3 separate regions of the Homo sapiens genome follow, and all the other regions are linked to region 1. The links are chromatin loops, found by intact Hi-C in ENCODE. Cell type or tissue: chondrocyte. All regions are shown on one strand. Links, peaks and the distances in the headings refer to the core of each region. The heading gives the core; the rest is flanking DNA.

The links. A loop is a pair of places that touch in the nucleus more often than their neighbours do. Peaks named below come from ENCODE experiments on the same cell type or tissue, not always from the same donor. Only the 100,000 strongest peaks of a DNase experiment are listed, where the experiment ranks them.
Region 2: a loop joins it to region 1, with 9 times the contacts of the local background. A loop is called at or near these places in 13 of 110 quality-filtered maps.
Region 3: it touches region 1 in a loop (12-fold over the local background); 2 of 110 quality-filtered maps call a loop at or near these places.

The regions. Positions count from the first base shown.
Region 1 is chr5:56,267,697-56,273,952 of GRCh38, reverse strand. No RefSeq gene overlaps it. Among named protein-coding and RNA genes, the nearest start is that of ANKRD55, 37 kb to the right of the region's middle. In chondrocyte, for the core only: CTCF peaks have their summits at 3,234 (motif pointing left), 3,999 and 4,201 (motif pointing right); no DNase peak of the experiment used is centred there.
Region 2 is chr5:57,274,153-57,280,408 of GRCh38, reverse strand. No RefSeq gene overlaps it. Among named protein-coding and RNA genes, the nearest start is that of GPBP1, 100 kb to the right of the region's middle. In chondrocyte, for the core only: CTCF peaks have their summits at 2,898 and 3,117 (motif pointing right); no DNase peak of the experiment used is centred there.
Region 3 is chr5:57,078,837-57,085,092 of GRCh38, reverse strand. No RefSeq gene overlaps it. Among named protein-coding and RNA genes, the nearest start is that of GPBP1, 92 kb to the left of the region's middle. RefSeq lists an enhancer at 1,655-1,824. In chondrocyte, for the core only: a CTCF peak has its summit at 2,447; no DNase peak of the experiment used is centred there.

The sequences.
Region 1 (6,256 bases), core at 880-5,879:
TCACTCTTTTAGAGAAGAAAATAATTATATGAGAAAAGAATCCTCTCCCCTCATTGTATGAGCTGTTAATTCTCCATTGTTCTCTGCGTGTTGGTTATTTATCTATTGTCTCTTGGATCCAAGCCCACCTTTCTATACTCTGCTCTTGGATATGGTAAGCCATCTGGTTCATTTCCCCTTAGATGCTGCCGGCAGAAGCCTTAGAGTGTGACTGGAGGTTGGGAGGAAGGAAAGGGACCCTCCTTCCTGGTCTTTGCACTTTCTGGGAGTGTCTCTCCAGCAGCAGTATTGCTCCAGCAGCATAGTTGGCTCCAGCTTTCAGTAGCCCCAGAACCAGCCTCCCATTCCCCCTGGCAGGCACTAGCAACAGCCAGGCGATGCCCATCTCCAGGGGGTTGAGCTCAGTCAATGGGTCCGCCTCTGAGCCACTTGGTTCTGCTAACTCTACCTCTTGACTGTTGTTTCCCCAGGCCTAGAGTATGTAACTGATTTGTCAAATTAATTTTATTTTTTTAAAGATAAGTTCATGTAACATAAAATTCACTGTTTGAAAGTGTACAATTCAGTGATTATTAGTAAATTCATAATGTTGTGCAACCATTACCATGATCTAATTCTACTATGTCTTCATCACTCCAAAAAGAAACCCTGTATCTCCCAGTTACCACCAATTACCTTTTTTTACTTTGCAGTCAACAAGTGTTTCCTGGAGAGATACCCCTAGACTGTGTAAACATCCCATTCTTTACTCAACTTTCACCTTCCAGCTTTCAAATCTATTGATGCATTTTGCCTAAAATAATTACTATGGTTCTCAAATTGCTCTAAGTCCTTAATTTTTTCAGCATTCATTAGCTGGCATTCTACTTTAGGAAAGAGCATTCTCTTTCCATTTATGTGTTCATTTGCTTGTTATATCAGGACAGACTCATGGATATCTATTTTAATCAATGGGATATAATCTAATACTGTGGTTACTTGGACACACAAATCATCCCAGATTGGGCCAGCTGGCACCCCTTCCGGCTGTCCCATGTCCTCTATGTTGCCATCATTATTTGATTACTTTCTTACCTTCTGGCACAACAAGATATTTTAAACTTGGCATATTTTTCCTGGTCCACCTGTGAGATCGGCCATTTCTCCAAGGAATTCTGGTCCATATTCATGGAAAAATAGTATAATATTTAGAAACTAAATTCTAGGTAGGATCTTTGTTATTGGATTTCACTACTCCCAAGCTCTCTCTAGTACAAAGCTAGGAAATGTATGTATTTGTGTACATGTGTGAATGTGTATACATACGCACACATGAAGATATAAAGTGTATGCACAGACTCACAGAAATGTATATCAACGTTTTGTTTCTTTATCCAACCCCACATAGTGCAAACTCTAAATTTACACCAAAACTTCTCATCCTAATCCCATAGACCACAGCGTTCATTCTAGCTTTCTTCTTTCCTATGTTTATTACTCTTTTCTTGCAGTGAGAAACCTGGCTCCCACCGCCTCATTATAATGACTTATTTCCTCAGCCCTCCTGCCCACTGCTTTTACTCCATCTCCCAAGCCCAGAGAGCTAGCACCCCCATTTAGCCATCTTCCTTGCATGGCCAGAAACCCCATGGGGCCGATAATCTATCTGAAAACATTTCATTAATGATAAAAATATATATTGTGATCTAATGACTTAAACCTATTTCCTTTGCAGAAAGTGTTGCAAATGTTATAATACAGCAAACTCCTTGAATGTGTGTGTCTTCCAGTAATTTTGATAGACTGGCCAGGGTGAAAGTTAATCCATGAATGTGATAGAGTGTTTTCTCTGAGAAAAGCTAACTTTATGCCTTTAAATCCATGAGTTGTACATGAACATGACATGAGCAAACATGTATTGTTCAATGGTTCCTGGTGGCCACTGTTTTTATTCTGGATTTTTGCTTCATAAAAACGATAAATCTGATGTTACAAGCTTTCTAAGAAAGCTCACATTTTTCCTAAGGCTCAAAATTGAAAGGAAAAAGATGTTGCATGGCTTCATGAGCCACTTAGTACTGCAATTCAACTGTTAAAAATTACAAACAAAAATTTTATTTAATTTCTTGCTTGCCCTTAATAGGAAAGGCATCTTTAAAGGATTGTTGACTATAGTTTCTGGAATGGTTCATACTGGAAGATCCTCTCAGCTAATCAAACACTGCTCCTTTTTCTTTTCACTAGATGCATTGTGGCCTGAACATGAACATACATGAGGCTAAGTAATTTTTTTTTTTTTTTTTGAGACAGGGTCTTGCTCTGTCACTCAGGCTGGAGTGCAGTGGCACAATCATGGCTCACTGCAACCTCAAGGGCTCAAGTGATCTTCCTGCCTCAGCCTCCCTAGTAGCCGGTGTGTGCCACCACACCCAGCCAATTTTTTTGTAGAGATGGGGTCCCACTATGTTGCCCAGACTGGTCTCAAACTCCTGGGCTCAAGTGATCCTCCCACCTCACTCTCCCAAACTGTTGGGATTATAGGCATGAGCCACCAGGCCTGACCAGCAATTTATACCTTCTCTGACTCTTAAACCTGCCCTGGGGCCATTGGTGTACTCATTGTATTTAACAACCAGCTTTCTGGGGTGCTGCAGGGAGAGGGGTAGTCCTGATTTGCAGTAAATGGCCATTTTTGTAGCATAAATACTCCCACCATGGCCAACATCAAGCTACCAACATGACATCACTTAACTAGGGGCAGGGAAGAGATTACACAACTGGCTCTCATGAGCTTGTGTGAGCCACCTCCAGCCCGGATGCCCGTGTGTACCTATAAACCAACCAGAACCACCCACCCACTTAAGCATTGTCTCCAAACTGCCAGTGACTTAAAAAAAGTTCTGTACCCTAGAGAGATAAGGGTTCAGGAAACAGGCTATAGTCCTTGATTTTGGGTGTTCACATGCTTAACTCAGAGAGATGACTGTCCTGTATCCATGATCAACAGAGAGGTTTTTGCTGGGAACAAGAGAAACGGGAAGAGAATAAGTGAAAGAAAAAATAAAATCAGCAAACTGTCTTGAAGTCAAAAGTGCGCTTGTGGTAAAGCATATGAGATCAACCACCTCCTATGTTTTCACAGTTCTGCTCTGCCTGGAGGGAAGTACCAGCTCCAAAGGAGGTCCAGCTGGTCTCCTGTGCGCAGGATTTGCAGGCTGAGGGTTAAAGGCGCTCTAAGCCATGGAGCACCTCTGACCCCCACTGGCTGCTGTCATGCATTGCACCTCAGGGATGGCCAAGGCCCCTCAGTACATTGCCCTTTCCTAAACACAAGTGACCAGTTTCTCCTTTGCTGTATTGTCAGGACTTTCCACCAAGTGCCATCTATTTCTCATCCATCTCCTTTGAAATATTTTCACTCTTTATCTACTTCTCTGGGCTGGTAGATATTTCTAAGTCATTGTATAGTGCATGGATTTTATTTTCATTTTCGTTTGATCAGAAAATGAGTCGAGAAGATATGACATTGTTGCATATGTGGTTGATTTTCATTTCTCTTTTTCTCATCCTTTTGGTGACAAACACCAGGAGCTGCTTCTTTTTGTATAAGAAGTCCTTCAGCACCTATACTGGTCATCATCTGAAGCGCATACTCTCTTGCGGTCCCTTTGATAGAGCAAGAGCACCACCCACAGCAACAAAACATGCCCTGAGTCTCTGGAGGGAGCCTGGACAGTTAATGAAACCCAGGGCCAATGGACCACAAAGCCCAGTCCGTAATCAGAGTGCTGCATCAATTGCGCACACTCAAGTGTCTGATTCCATCGGTTCAGTTTGGTATCTGTATGGCGTCTGTCTATTTGTATGATACCTTGGTAATCTGACTCATGAATTAGACCAGACCAAAGCAACCTGGGGGAAAGGCGGAGTATTTGTGGGTAAGGAACATGCCTTCCAGCCTTGTTCTAAAAACCAAACATTAGTTGTACATTCCAGTTATTCCTCAAAGGAATTATTTTTTTCCAGTACCCTGTATTAAATTAATTTTGATTTTGCACCTAGTCTCACTGCTTTAGATCATAACCTGAGTGTGACTTCCCTTTGCTGAGCAGGAAAAGTCTTGCCTCTCTACATCTCTATGTATCACTTTCAAATACAAAATTCTGGGTTTCTTATTCTAAAGAACTGCTTTCTGCTCTTGTTTCTCATGGCCAGCAGAGGGACTCCAGAGAAACCCTCAGACAGAGCGTGGGATTAGGCCACTTTGTGGTGGTGAAAGTTCCCCCAGCTCTCTAGAGAAGTGACATTTAACCCTAGGGTTTCCCAGCACACATACAAAAGGTTTGAGAAATAGAGCCAGGTCTCTCAGGACCACAGGTAACAATAATCTTTACCTGAGGCTGAGAAGAGCTTTGTAATCACATCCACCCCTGGCAGAGAGAAAGAAAGCAGGTTAGCACTTAAAAAAAAAAAAAAAAAAAAAGAATTGTGAAAACTGAAGGAGAAAACAACCAGAACCGTGGACGCGAGCCATTATTCCTCGTTGACGTCACAGCCCTCCAGAGCTGCAGAGAGGGGATATTTGGGAGACTAGGGACCAACTCAATTTTATTATGTTTTGTTGGCTGATAAACTTCACAAATGTCCTAGTCATCACTGAAATTATTTAGTCACTTGTCACACTTTTCTCCTTTATTTCCCAATGTTATAGACAATGAGCAAATTGTATAGGAAATAAACTGTTTGTTTTGCAACAGATGCTGGAGAGCATGTGGAGAAATAGGAATGCTTTTACACTGTTGGTGGGAGTGTAATTTAGTTCAACCACTGTGGAAGACAGTGTGGTGATTCCTCAAGGATCTAGAACCAGAAATACCATTTGACCCAGTAATCCCGTTACTGGGTATATACCCAAAGGATTATAAATCATTCTACTATGAAGACACATGCATGCGTATGTTTATTGCAGCCCTACTCACAATAGCAAAGTCTTGGAACCAACCCAAATGCCCATCAATGATAGACTGGATAAAGAATGGATAGAATGGACATAGACACCATGGAATACTATGCAGCCATAAAAAAGGATGAGTTCATGTCCTTTGCAGGGACATGGATGAAGCTGGAAACCATCATTCTCAGGAAACTAACACAGGAACAGAAAACCAAACACTTTCATGTTCTCACTCATAAGTGGGAGTTGAACAATGAGAACACATGGACACAGGGAGGGGAACATAACATACTGGAGCCTGTTGCGGGGGGTGGGGGACTAGGGGAGGGATAGCATTAGGACAAATACCTAATGTAGATGACAGGCTGATGGGTGTAGCAAACCACCATGGCACGTGTGTACCTATGTAACAAACCTGCACATTCTACACATGTACCCCAGAACTTACAGTAAAAAAAAATAAACTTTAAAAAGGATATGAACTCTTTGTTTTAATAAAATGTATATTATAATCAGGCACAGTGGCCCACACCTATAACCTTAGCTCTTTGGGAGGCTGAGGCAGGCAAATCACTTGAGCTCAGGAGTTTGAGACCAGCCTGGACAACACGGCAAAACCCCATCTCTAAAAAGAACAATTACACAAATTAGCCAAGTGTGATGGGTGTGGTGGTGCATGCCTGTAGTCCCAGCTACATGGAAGGCTGAGGTGCAAGGGTCATTTGAGCCCAGGAGGTCGAGGCTGCAGTTAGCCGAGATCACACCACTGCACTCCAGCCTGGGCAACAACGAGACCCTGTCTCAAAAAATTAAATAAAATGTATATTACAGTCAGACAGGCTACTCTGTGAATTCTGAATGGGCCACTGTCTCTAATCAGAAAGCTTTGTAGATATTCTTGGCACATGGCAATGGCATCCTCAATCAGTGTCTATGTGGCTTTACTAAAAATTAACCAAAGATCGGTTTTATTTCTTAATACTAGACAAGACTGATCAAGCAATAAGAAGTTGTGGTGTACTTGCCATGTTCAGGGAGTATATAAGGCAATGAATGCAAGGGTTGCAGCAAAGAAACATGGGACACAGTCCCTGAATATAAGAAGCTATCTACCTAGGAAGATGAGGCCCAATCCGATACAAGCAATAAAGAAGTATCAAGTAATCTCTTTACTGATAATACTGATCAGGATAGTAATAGTGGCAGTGTATTGAGTGTTTACTCTGTTCCAACGACTGTGCTAAATGCTTTATATAAATCATGTTGTTGAATCCTCAAAACAACTTTATTAAGTAGGTACTATAATTATTGCCACTTTAGGGG
Region 2 (6,256 bases), core at 472-5,471, 1.0 Mb before region 1:
CCTCCACTAGCGTTCCAGCAACTGTGGTTGCCTCAAGGTCTGTCCTGTGCTTCTTTAAGCCAAAAAGATTGCAGGTTTTCTATTGGGGTTTTAGCTGTTCCTGATTAAGGCTTGACTTAGAGGCCATGAAAACAGGAAACTCAGCCAATGCCATTCATTTCTTCTAGGGCCAACTCCCCACCTGATTTTGCTGGGTGGTCTCTCTCCAGTACACCACTTTGGACTTCTCAAACTGTATGACAAACTGCAATTTGAATGTCTTAAATTCAACATCCAAAGCTAAACTCTTTTCCCCTGCCCCCAAAAATACACTCTTCTTTCTGAATTCTTATCATAATGGATGGCACAACCATATAAGCCAAGTACAGCACAGACATCCTTAACATCTTCACCCCTTTACCAACCAAACCCTATTGATCTGTCTCCTTAACATCTCAACTTACTCCCACTACAATGGCCTTACTTCTTTTTCATTTCTTTCTAGTAGTATTGCAACATTTTAACTGCCTCCCTATTTCTTAGTTTACCCCCTCCAGTCTTTTCCTTTTTTAATTTTTTAATTTTTAAAAATAATAGAGATGGAGTCTCACTATGTTGGCCAGGTTGGTCTTGAACTCTTGGCCTCAAGCAATCCTCCCACCTTGGCCTCCCAAAGTGCTAGGAGTACATGTGTTAGCCACTGTGCCCAGCCCAGTCTTTTCTTTATTCTGTGGCCAAAGTGTAACCTTCAGTAGTTCCTCGGCCTCCAGGAAAGCATTCAGATATTTAGTTAGAGTCTCAAGATCTCTACCTGCCTTTCTACCTTTTTTTTTTATTCTATTTTTTTTGTTTTGTTTTGTTTTTTGAGACAGAGTCTTGCTCTGTCACCCAGGCTAGAGTGCAGGGGTGCAATCTCAGCTCACTGCAACCTCCGCCCCAGGGTTCAATTCTTATGCCTCAGCCTCCTGAGTAGCTGGGGCTACAGGCATGTGCCACCACACCTAGCTAATAATTGTATTTTTAGTAGAGATGGGATTTCGCCATGTTGGCCAGGCTGGTCTTGAACTCCTGGCCTCAAGTGATTCTCTCACCTCGGCCTCCCAAAGTGTTAGGATTACAGGTGTGAGCCAATGCAGCCAGACTTTCTAGCCTTTATCTATTCCTCCACATACACTCCTCCAGTGCCGTTCACACACTAGCCCCTCTATTGAAACACCCTATCTTCCACCAAACAGCTAACACCTAATTGTTCTTCAAAACAAGGATCAGATTATTTTCTTTCCTTTTTTTTTTCTTTTTTTGAGACAGGGTCTCACTCTATTACCCAGGTTGGAGTGCAGTGGTGCAATCATAGCTTACTGTAGCCTCTAACTCAAGCAATCCTCTCACCTCAGCCTCCTAAGTAGCTGAGACTACCAGTGAATGCCACTGTACCAGCTTGAATCAGATTCTTCTATTGACTTGCTTTTATGCGTTTCATAGTGCTCATGATGCTGCCTAATTAACTTTGCTGTCTCCTTACTAGATGAAGAGCTTTGTGAAGGATGGGCCTCCTTTTTCAATATCTGTGTTCCCAAATACGAAAATATTCCCAGATACACAACAGCTGAAATTACATATTAGAGTCCATAAATATTTGTTGAGCAAATGAATGAAACAAAACATTTAAATAGTGGAAGAGTGGCCATATTGTAAATGTAAATGTACTTCCTTGGTGGATGTCTCCACCCCAGACTTTTCCTTGGTTACAGAATTTTAGTTCTCCCAACCTTCACTTTGATGAACCTCCAAAATATATACATATATGTGTGTGTGTGTGTGCATATATGTGTATATATATGTGTGTATATATATACATATGTATGTATATATATGTGTGTGTATATATATATACACACATGTATTTATGTGTGTGTGTATGTATGTGTATATATATATATATATATATATACACACACACACATTTATACACACACACACACACATATATATATATCTCCAGGTTCTTCACATACCCTTGAACCTGAATCAAACATCCCTAAAGCAAGTATCTCACTCACGGTTCATTCCAATATAGTGGCCATTGATTAAATGATCTGAAATACTTTTTTTTTGTTGTTTGTTTGAGACAGAGTCTTACTCTGTCACCCAGGCCGGACTGCAGTGGGACAATCTTGGCTCACTGCAACCTCCGCCTACCAGGTTCAAAGGATTCTCCTGCCTCAGCTTCCCAAGTACCTGGGATTACAGGCACCCACCACCACGGCTAATTTTTGTAATTTTAGTAGAAACGGGGTTTCACCATGATGGCCACGCTGGTCTCAAACTCCTGACTTCAAGTGATCTGCCTTTCTCGGCCTCCCAAAGTGCTGGAATTACAGGCATGAGCCACCGTGCCCAGCCTGAAAGACTTTTAACAGTTTGGAGAGTAAAAGGAACTCAATACATCTGCAGTATGTCATCCAATTTGCCAAATTCCTAATCATAATTTGGAAGAGCACCCACATTTTTCATATATCTCAGAGTTCCCTTTGAATATGGCCACCTTCACTCTTTTGATTACAAGTACATGCACCTATAAATTCACAAAGTAAGAAAAAAATGCATATATTTTGGAAGAGGCATAACAAGAAAAAAATAGTAAAACTAAATGAAAATAGAAAATACAAAAATATGCTTGACATTCCTAATACAAAATAAGTATCTGCTCTCAAAAGAAATGCAGATCCATAAGGAAGTAAAGTATGTAAAGACTTGAGTTAAAGGTTGGAGATAGCTTAAGAACCCTGCCAGGTATATAACTCATTTCTCTTATCTAAAAACTAACTAATAATGAGAAGCACTCAACATTTTATGGCAATGGGAAAGAAATGAAAGACTATGATAGATTGGTCAGCTCAATGAATCTAGTGAAAAATTATATAATGAATAGAATAATTTCAACCTGTATCAAAATAAAATAGGAGATGGAGATGGAATTCATCCAAATAATTTGTTTGACATGTGCAAGATAATTTGAATCAGAAGAAAAGTATTTTTAATACAAAATGGCAACCAAAATCCAAACTGGGCTCAAGGTTCTAAACTAACACATGCAGTATTTTTTCCTAAGTTACTTTGCGATATAATGCCACCTGAGGGCACCAAAGCATTAAAAATCTTTTTGTCATATTTTCTGCTGAAATAAAAAGTTCAAATTCTTTCAATGAACATTTATTAAGCAGTTATATGTTTTTTTGGTTTTGTAGAAACAAGGTCTTGCTATATTGCCCAGACTGGTCATGAACTCCTGACCTCAAGTAATCCTCCTGCCTCAGCTTCCCAAAAAGCTGGGATTAAAGGCATGAGACACCACACCCAGCCACTGTTATGGACAAGCATCTGTAATAAGGACACAGAGATAAATGAAACATAATCACTGGCCTTGGTCAGTGAGGTCAAGATGTGAAGGGGGTGGCCTTAGTGCTACAGAGGAGAATGTCATGGTTTGAGTTACTTATTGTCATCAGGTATAAGCACATCCAATCTCATTGACAGTGGTTCTCTGAGTAGGGCCCAGACTCCTAGGAGTCCCTGAGATCCTCTTGGGGTTGATTAAGGTAAAAAAAAAATTCATTATAATAGTAAAATGTTTTTGCTTTCATTTTTTTAATGCATGTAGAGTGGTATTTTCCAAAGGCTATATAACATGTGACAATGTGGTTGCTATGCTGATGATATGGTTTGGCTTTTTGTCCCCACCCAAATCTCATCTTAAATTGTAATCTTGTAATCCCCACGTATCATGGGAGGGACCTGGTGGGAGATAATTGAATCATGGGGGCAGCTCCCCCCTCCCCCGTGCTGTTCTTGTGACAGTGAGTAAGTTCTCATGAGAGCTGATGATTTTATAAGGGGCTTCCCCCTTTGCTGGGCACTGATTCTCCTGCTGCCCTGTGAAAAGATGCCTTCTGCCATGATTGTAAGTTTCCTGAGGCTTCCCCAGACATGCGGAACTGTGAGTCAATTAAACCTCTTTTATTTTTAAATTACCCGGTCGGGTATTTCTTCACAGCAGCATGAGAACAGACTAATACAGCTGACTAATGGAATGTATGCTTCTAAATTGTGTTTTTAAAGAAATCTCCAAGAGAGTAAGTTTAGGATATAAATTTGTGCACTTTCAGAGATTAATTTAGTTTGTTTTCTGTACTCCCATAGGGCTTTTACAAACTATCTTCAGGAATATCACTGTGATCTCTATAACCTTTTTGTCCAACAAATTGTTATTTTGAAACTCAGAAATTTTTCTGAGTTTCTGTAGAAATAACACTATTTAATACACGTTGATGTCTTATTTTGCAATATTTTAAAATTCTTAAAACTTTTCTAATTTTTTAATTTTTACCTAAAATATTTCAGTTTAATATTTTATACTAAAATTAGCAATCAGGCACAGTGGCTCATACCTGTAATCCCAGCACTTTGGGAGGCCAAGGCAGGCGGATCACTTGAGGTCAGGTGTTTGGGACTAGCCTGGCCAACATGATGAAACCTGTCTCTGTTAAAAATACAAAACTTAGCCGGGCATGGTGGTACGTACCTGTAGTCCCAGCTACTCAGGAGGCTAAGGCAGGAGAATCACTTGAACCTGGGAGGTGGAGGTTGCAGTGAGCCAAGATTGTGCCACTGCACTCCAGCCTGGGTGACAGAACAAGACTCCATCTCAAAAAAGAAAAAAATAAAAAGTTAAATTAGCAAAAATAGATTTTTATTTTTATTATAGTTAAGAAGATAAGTTGGCTAAAAATAAAGATTAGAAGAAGAGGCCAGACACAGTGGCTCACGCCTGTAATCCCAGCACTTTGGGAGACCGAGGTGGGTGGATCACCTGAGGTTGGGAGTTCAAGACCACACTGACCAACATGGAGAAACCCCATCTTTACTAAAAATACAAAATTGGGCGTGGTGGTGCAGGCCTGTAATCCCAGCTACTCAGGAGGCTGAGGCAGGACAATTGCTTGAACTCGGGAGGCAGAGTTTGCAATAAGCTGAGATCACACCATTGCACTCCAGCCTGGGCAACAAGAGCAAAACTCCATGTCAAAAAAAAGAAGAAGAAGAAGACTTGTTTTCTCAATCAACGGCTGCACCATCAATATCTAAAAATGTTCAAAGAATGAAATTGACACCACAGCGTTTTCTAACTCATGAAAAAAGGGAATTTACTTCAAATAAACTGGGCAAAACTATAAATAAACAAAAAGTATGAGGAAAGCTATTGTGATGGTTAATTTTAGATAACTTGTCAAATTAAAAATTTAGTTGCAAACATGAAGACTCAGTTAATAGCTTATCTGCAGAATTGTACTTGCTTTACAAATGGGCAAATCTACATATGTGGCTGAACTTGCTGTTTTACTTGTATTCATGTGATGTCAGCACCAAGCAATTATCAAAGAATATCTTCTTTTATGTAAATACTTGTCAACAAACATAAGTGATGCTGAAATAGTCAAAGCACTAAATAACCTTTTTGAATCACAGGGTGTTTTACTGAAACAATTGTGTCAAACATTTGCACTGATGGTGCACAGGAAGTGGATAAAACTGCTGGTGTCTTAACATGAATCAAAAGTATTCATGATGGCACCAAAGAATATTAGTAGTCATTGTATTTCTTAGCGCCCAGGTATTTAATAGTAAAGGGGAAAAATGCCAGCTTCACTTACAGATGTTCTGTATAAAACAGTAAAAATTATTACTTTTATTAAGTTTCAAATCTTGAGAACATCTTTTTCATATTCTGTGTGATGCAATGGGACATACACCTAAAGCTAAATATTCTAGGTCATATTACTCATATTTTGCTATTTAGAAAGCATGAAGCAAATAAATTACACTAGAACATCTAAGGGAGTAGTTTACATGACTTGTGACATTTTGATGAGTTGCAATAAAAAAATGACAATCTTAAAAGTATGAGTGAACATGGCCAGGCACAGTCTCTCACACCTGTAATCCCAGCACTTTGGGAGGCCGAGGTAGGCGGATCACCTGAGGCCAGGAGTTGGAGACCAGCCTGGCCAATGTGGTGAGACCCCATCCCTACTAAAAATACATACAAATTAGCTGGGTGTGGTGGCACACACCTGTAATCCCAGCTACTCAGGAGGCTGAAGCACGAGGATTGCTTGAACCCAGGAGGTGGAGGTTGCAGTGAGCTGAGATCATGCCACTGCACTCCAGCCTGGGCAACAGGCAAGACCCTGTCTCAAAAAAAAAAAAGTACGAGTCA
Region 3 (6,256 bases), core at 472-5,471, 810 kb before region 1:
TAGCACATACAACCCTAGAATTACAGGATTTACATGTTGTATTAGTTCGTTCTCACACTGCTATAAAGAACTACCTGAGACTGGGTAATTCATGAAGAAAAGAGGTTTAATTGACTCATGGTTCCACAGGCTTAACAAGAAGCATGACTGGGAGGCCTCAGGAAACTTACAATCATGGAGGAAAGTGAAGGGGACGCAAGAACCTTCTTCACTTGGTGGCAGAAGAGAGAGAGAGGGGGAGTGCCACACTTCTAAACAATCAGATCTCATGAGAACTCACTCACTACCACGAGAACGGCATGGGGGAAATCCGCCCCCATGAGGCAATCACCTCCCACCTCCCACCTCCCCTGACATGTGAGGATTACAATTCGACATGAGATTTGGGTGGGCACACAGAGCCAAACCATATCACATGTTAATGTAAATGAATTGATCATTTAGTTTAGTGGAAGCAGTTTTTCGTACAGGACCTGGAAGGGCAAATATGAAAACAATGTGTTCCTGAAAATAAGTGATGAGCTTGGTCCGCCCATTGTTGTTTCTCTCCTGTATCATCAGCCTGAGACTGAGGTGTTTTCCACTGCTCAAGGCAGGTGCCTCTGGCCACATTTAAACATATTAAGTCTGTCCAGTACTCCTAGCTCTCTACTGCTTTTCACGACCAAGCTATTTCATTTTTTATTTTGAACCTTAAAAATTAAAATATAAACAAGGAACAAAAAAATATACAAACCATAAAAGTGAAGTTTACTGGATTATCACAAAATACATTCCTTGATCACCTTTCAAGGCAACAAAGTAAATATTGCTAACACACCAGAAACCCCTCTCATGCCCAATCCCAATCATTGCATCCTCCCTTACCCCAAAGGCAATCTCTTGGCTTTAACACCAGAGTTTAGCTATGCTTGTTCAAACTTTATGTAAGTGGAATCATGTAGTATATCGTTAGCATGTGGCTTCTCTTGTTCATCGTTGTGCTTCTCAGATTCATACATGTTGCTCCACATAGCTATTTCTTTCTGTATAGTGTTCCACTATATGTATATACTACAACTTACTTATGTATTCCATTGTTGATGGGCATTTTTGCTATTCTTAGTTTTTGGATATAACAAATGTATTGCAATAAACATTTTGATACATTTCTGTTGGTCTGTTAGATATATATCTAAGACTGGAATTACTGTATCATAGGATATGTGCATATTCACATATTTAGCTTTAGTAGGGAATATCAAATAGTTTCCTTTTTTTTTTTTTAAGAGACATAGTCTCACTCTGTCTCTCAAGCAGTAGTGCAGTGGCTCGATCATGGCTCACTGCAGCCTCGAACTCCTGGACTCAAGTGATCCTTCTACCCCAGCCTCCCGAGTAGCTGGGACCACAGGCACCCACCACTGTGCCTGGTTAATTAAAAAACATTTTTTCTTTTTTGTAGAGACAGGGTCTCACTATACTGCCCAGGCTGCTCTGGAACACCTGAGCTCAAGCAATCCTCCCGCCTCAGCCTCCCAAAGTGCTGAAATTACTGGGGTGAGCCACCATGCCCAGCCAGTTTCCAAACTTACACCAACTTACACTCCCTGCAGCAGTGGATGCAAGCTTTCCTTGCTCCACATCCTCATCAACACTTGGTATTGTTAATTATTTCAATTTAAGCTATATTGAAATGTGTAGTACTGTCTTGTTAAGGCTTTAATTTGGATTTCTCTGTTTATTAATGAGTTTGAGCGTATTTTTATGTCATTAGCCATTTGAATATTATTTTTTTGTGAAATAAAGGGACACTTTAAGCCTCCTGCCCATTTTTTTTTAAAAAGATGTGTCTATTGAATAATGGAAGAAATAATCCATATTTTTTCATTCAGATTTATAGAGTATTTTTTTGTTGTTGTTTTGTTTTTTTTTTGAGACTGAGTCTCGCTCTGTCACCCAGGCTGGAGTGCCATGGCACAATATCGGCTCACCGCAACCTCCGCCTCCCGCCTCCCAGGTTCATGCAATTCTCCTGCCTCGGCCTCCTAGACTAGCTGGGACTACAGGTGTGTGTCACTGTACCTGGCTAATTTTTTGTATTTTTAGTACAGACAGGGTTTCACCGTGTTAGCCAGGATGGTATCGATCTCCTGACCTCGTGATCTGCTCGCCTTGGCCTCCCAAAGTATTGGGATTACAGGTGTGAACCACCACGCCCAGCGGAGATTTTTTTTTAATGAGGACTTCCAGGTTTCAGTTTCATATGTAATGAGCCTAGAAGTTGCCACTTCATCCTAACAATTGAAAAGCTGAATGGACTGAAAAATCAGCAACACTTCTTGGATCTACAAGAGAGTTGGGAACACTGGGAAAACTGCTTCCCCCAAGATTGTAGAGACAGACAGGGTATCCCAGGGAATCATGATTTACCAGAGCAGAGACTCATGAATGGAAATTACTGCCAGGAACCAGTAGGAGTCATAATTTACCACAGCAGAGACTCATGAATGGAAATCACTGCCAGCCAGGATAGGAAAACTTGAACTGAAATTGACAGATTGCTAAAGGCTCAGTACAGACAAGTCTGACAGTTTAAAAAACCTAGGGGGACCTACTCATAACCCATTCCCCCAACTTTTGCGAGTTTTACCTCCAGGAGCTTGACCAGCTTCTCACAGGAAGTATCAGAGAAAAATCTTCTCATGCTTCTGGCAGGAGGAGGGGATAAGGAGGCATTTTGAAATATGCCAGAGCACCCTGTTCTTCTTAATAAGTAGAAACTAGTTAACCAGATCCTAACCTGCTGGGGCATTATCAGAGCCTAACTAGCTGAGGAAAAGGGAAATACCTAATTCCAGCCCACTATAGAGAATGCTTCCCCTGCTCTCCGCACCTTCCTACCACATCACTAAAGGCCTATTTACAGGAGTTCCTTTTACTCAGTACACCATTTCTGGCTATCAATGTAAAATTACAAGGCATACTAAAAGGCAAAAACACAAATTGAAGAGACAGAGCAAGGATCAGAGCCAGACATGACAGGGATATTAAAATTATCAGACCAGGAATTTAAAACAACTATGGGCCATCCCTTTCTCCATCAGCCAGGAAGGGCATTGGTGTTGAGACTGACATACCAATTAAGAACAGTAACTACCAGGGCTTCCAGAGCTTTGACAGAACCTCAGTTGCTTGGCCTTCTGACCAAGTGTCTGTGATTTCATATTGTTGGAGTATTTGTTGTAGCTCTTTATAACTTTGCTGTGGCTGAACCCAGAAAGAAAGCATCTATAGATTTCTAAAAAAATTGTAATCCCATGAAAAATTTTGTGGAGATGAGGAAAGTGCAAAGTGATTTCAGAATATAAAGAATTTATTTGTGTTGTATTACCTAGAAGTTTGTCATTGACCTGTGTTCCTGAACTATGAAATATGAATATGTGGGCTAAGAAATAGTTTCCTTTGATAAATAAACAATTATCAAATACTTTGGACAGTTAAAAAAAATAAAACAACTATGATGAATATGCAAAGGACTCTAATGGATAAAGTACATAACATGCAAAACCAGGTGGTTGGCTGGGCACGGTGGCTCACGCCTGTAGGGAGACTCAGGAGGGTGGATCACCTGAGGTCAGGTGTTTGAGACCAGCCTGGCCAACATGGTGAAACCCTGTCTCTACTAAAAATACAAAAAATTGGCTGGGCATGGTGGCATGCACCTGTAATCCCAGCTACTCAGAGGCTGAGGCAGGAAAATTGCTTGAACCCAGGAGGCAGAGGTTGCGGTGAGCTGAGATGGTGCCACTGCACTCCAGCCTGTGAGACAGAGTGAGATTCCATTTCAAAAAACAGACAAACAACAACAACAACAAAAACCCAAACCAGGTGGGCAATGCAAGCAGAGATGGAAATCCTAAGAAAGAGTAGAGAATCTCTGAGTTTGGGGATATTCCAATAGAAACCTCCAAAACTGAAAAGCAAACAGCATACAGACTGAAGAAAGAAAAAAAAAAGAACAGAATATCCAAGAACATGGCGACAACTACAAAAAATGTAAATACGCATAATGGGAACACCAAAAGAAGAAGAAAAAGAGAAGGGATAAGAAGACATATTTGAAACAATAATGACTGAGAATTTTCCCAAAGTGATGTTAGACACCAAACCACAGATCCAGGAAGCTCCGAGAACATGCAGGAGGATAAATGCCAAAAACAAAACCAAATTCCACAAAACTACACCTAAGCATATAATTTTTAAATTACAGAAAATCAAGCCAGGCATGGTGGCTCACACCTGTAATCCTAGCACTTTAGAAAGCCAAGGCAGGAGGATCGCCTTAGCTAGGGAGTTCAAGATCAGCCAGGGCAGCATAGTGAGACCTCGTCCCTAAAAAAAAGGAAAAAAAAGAAGAATAAAAAAAGAAAGAAAATCAAAGATAAAGAAAAAGTCCTGGAAGAAGCCACAGGAAAAAGCACCTTAGCTACAGAGGAGCAAAGATAAGAATAACATCCAATTTTTCCTCAGAAATCATGCAAGCAAGAAGAGAATGGAGTGAAATAAAGTGTTGAGTGAAAAAAAGGCTTTCATCCTAGAATTATGTACCCTGAAAAATTATTTTTCCAAAATGAAGGATAAATAAAGACTTTCTCAGACAAACAGAAATTGAGGGAATTTGTTATCAGTAAACTTGCCTTGCAAAAAATATTAAAGTAAGTTCTTTAGAGAGAAGGAAAATAATGTAGGTCAGATACTTGGATCTGTATAAAGAAAGGAAGAACATTTAAGGAGTGAGTGAAGATAAAAACTTTTTCTTACTTGACCTAACAGATATCAGTTTGTTAAAAACATAACAATAATGTATTCAGTTATATATGCATCTATATTTCTGTATGCTTATATGTAAATTAATGGCAGCAATGGTACAAGGAACAGGAGGGAGAAATTATTAGTATTATTATATTATTTGAGACAGAGCCTTGCTCTGTCCCCCAGGCTGGTGTGTGGTGGCACAATCTCAGCTCACTGCAACCTCCACCTCCCAGGTTCAAGCAATTCTCCTGCCTCAGCCTCCCAAGTAGCTGGGATTACAGGTGCACGCCACCATGCCCAGCTAATTTTTGTATTTTTTAGTAGAGACGGGGTTTCATCATGTTGGCCAGGCTGGCCTTGAACTCCTGACCTTGTGATCTGCCCACCTTGGCCTCCTAAAGTGCTGGGATTACAGACATGAGCCACTGCGCCCGGCCTAGTATTATTTTGTTATTATAAAGTATTCATACTATCAGTGAAGTGGTATAGTGTTATTGAAAGTGGACTGGATTAGTTGTAAATGTATTTTGCAAAGTCTAGGGCAATGACTAAAAAGTTTTAAAAAAAGAAGTATAATTGATATTCTAAGAGAGAACATGGAATCATATGAAATGCTCAATTAAACCCACAAAACACAGTAAAAGACTTAAGACAAAAATAGGAACAAAGAACAAGGGCTACAAATAAAAAATAGTAATATGTATGGTAGATATTAATCCAACTATATCAACAATCACTTTGAACATCAATGATCAGAATGCACCCATTAAAAGACAGAGATTGTCAGAATGGATCAAAAAACAAGACCCAACTATATATAGCCTATAAGAAACCCACTTTAATTCCAATTAAATCAGAACAACAACAAAAGAAATCCACTTTAAATATAAAGATGCACATAGATTACAAATAAATGGATGAGCTGGGTTTGGTGACTCATGCCTATAGTCCCAGCTGCTTGGGAGGCTGGCAGGAGGGTCATTTGAGCCCAGGAGTTTGAGTCCAGCCTGGACAACATAGCAAGACCTTGTCTCTTAAAAACAAAAAGTAGACCGGGTGCGATGGCTCACGCCTGTAATCCCAGCACTTTAGGAGGCCGAGGCAGGTGGATCACCTGAGGTCAGGAATTCGAGACCAGCCTAGCCAACATGGTGAAACCCTGTCTCAACTAAAAATACAAAAATTAGCCGGACGTGGTGGCGGGTGCTTGTGACCCCAGCTACTCAGGAGGCTGAGGCAGGAGACTCGCTTGAACCTCGGAGGCGGAGGTCACAGTGAGCCGAGATCGTGCCACTGCACCTCAGCCTGGGGGACAGAGCGAGACTCTGTCAAAAAAAAAAAAAGCAAATTTATGTAGAAAAATATACTGTGCTAACCAGTAATCAAAAGAAAGCAGGAATAACTACAGCTAACCCCTAAAAAACATGGGCTTGAATGGTGGGGTCCACTTAGACACAGA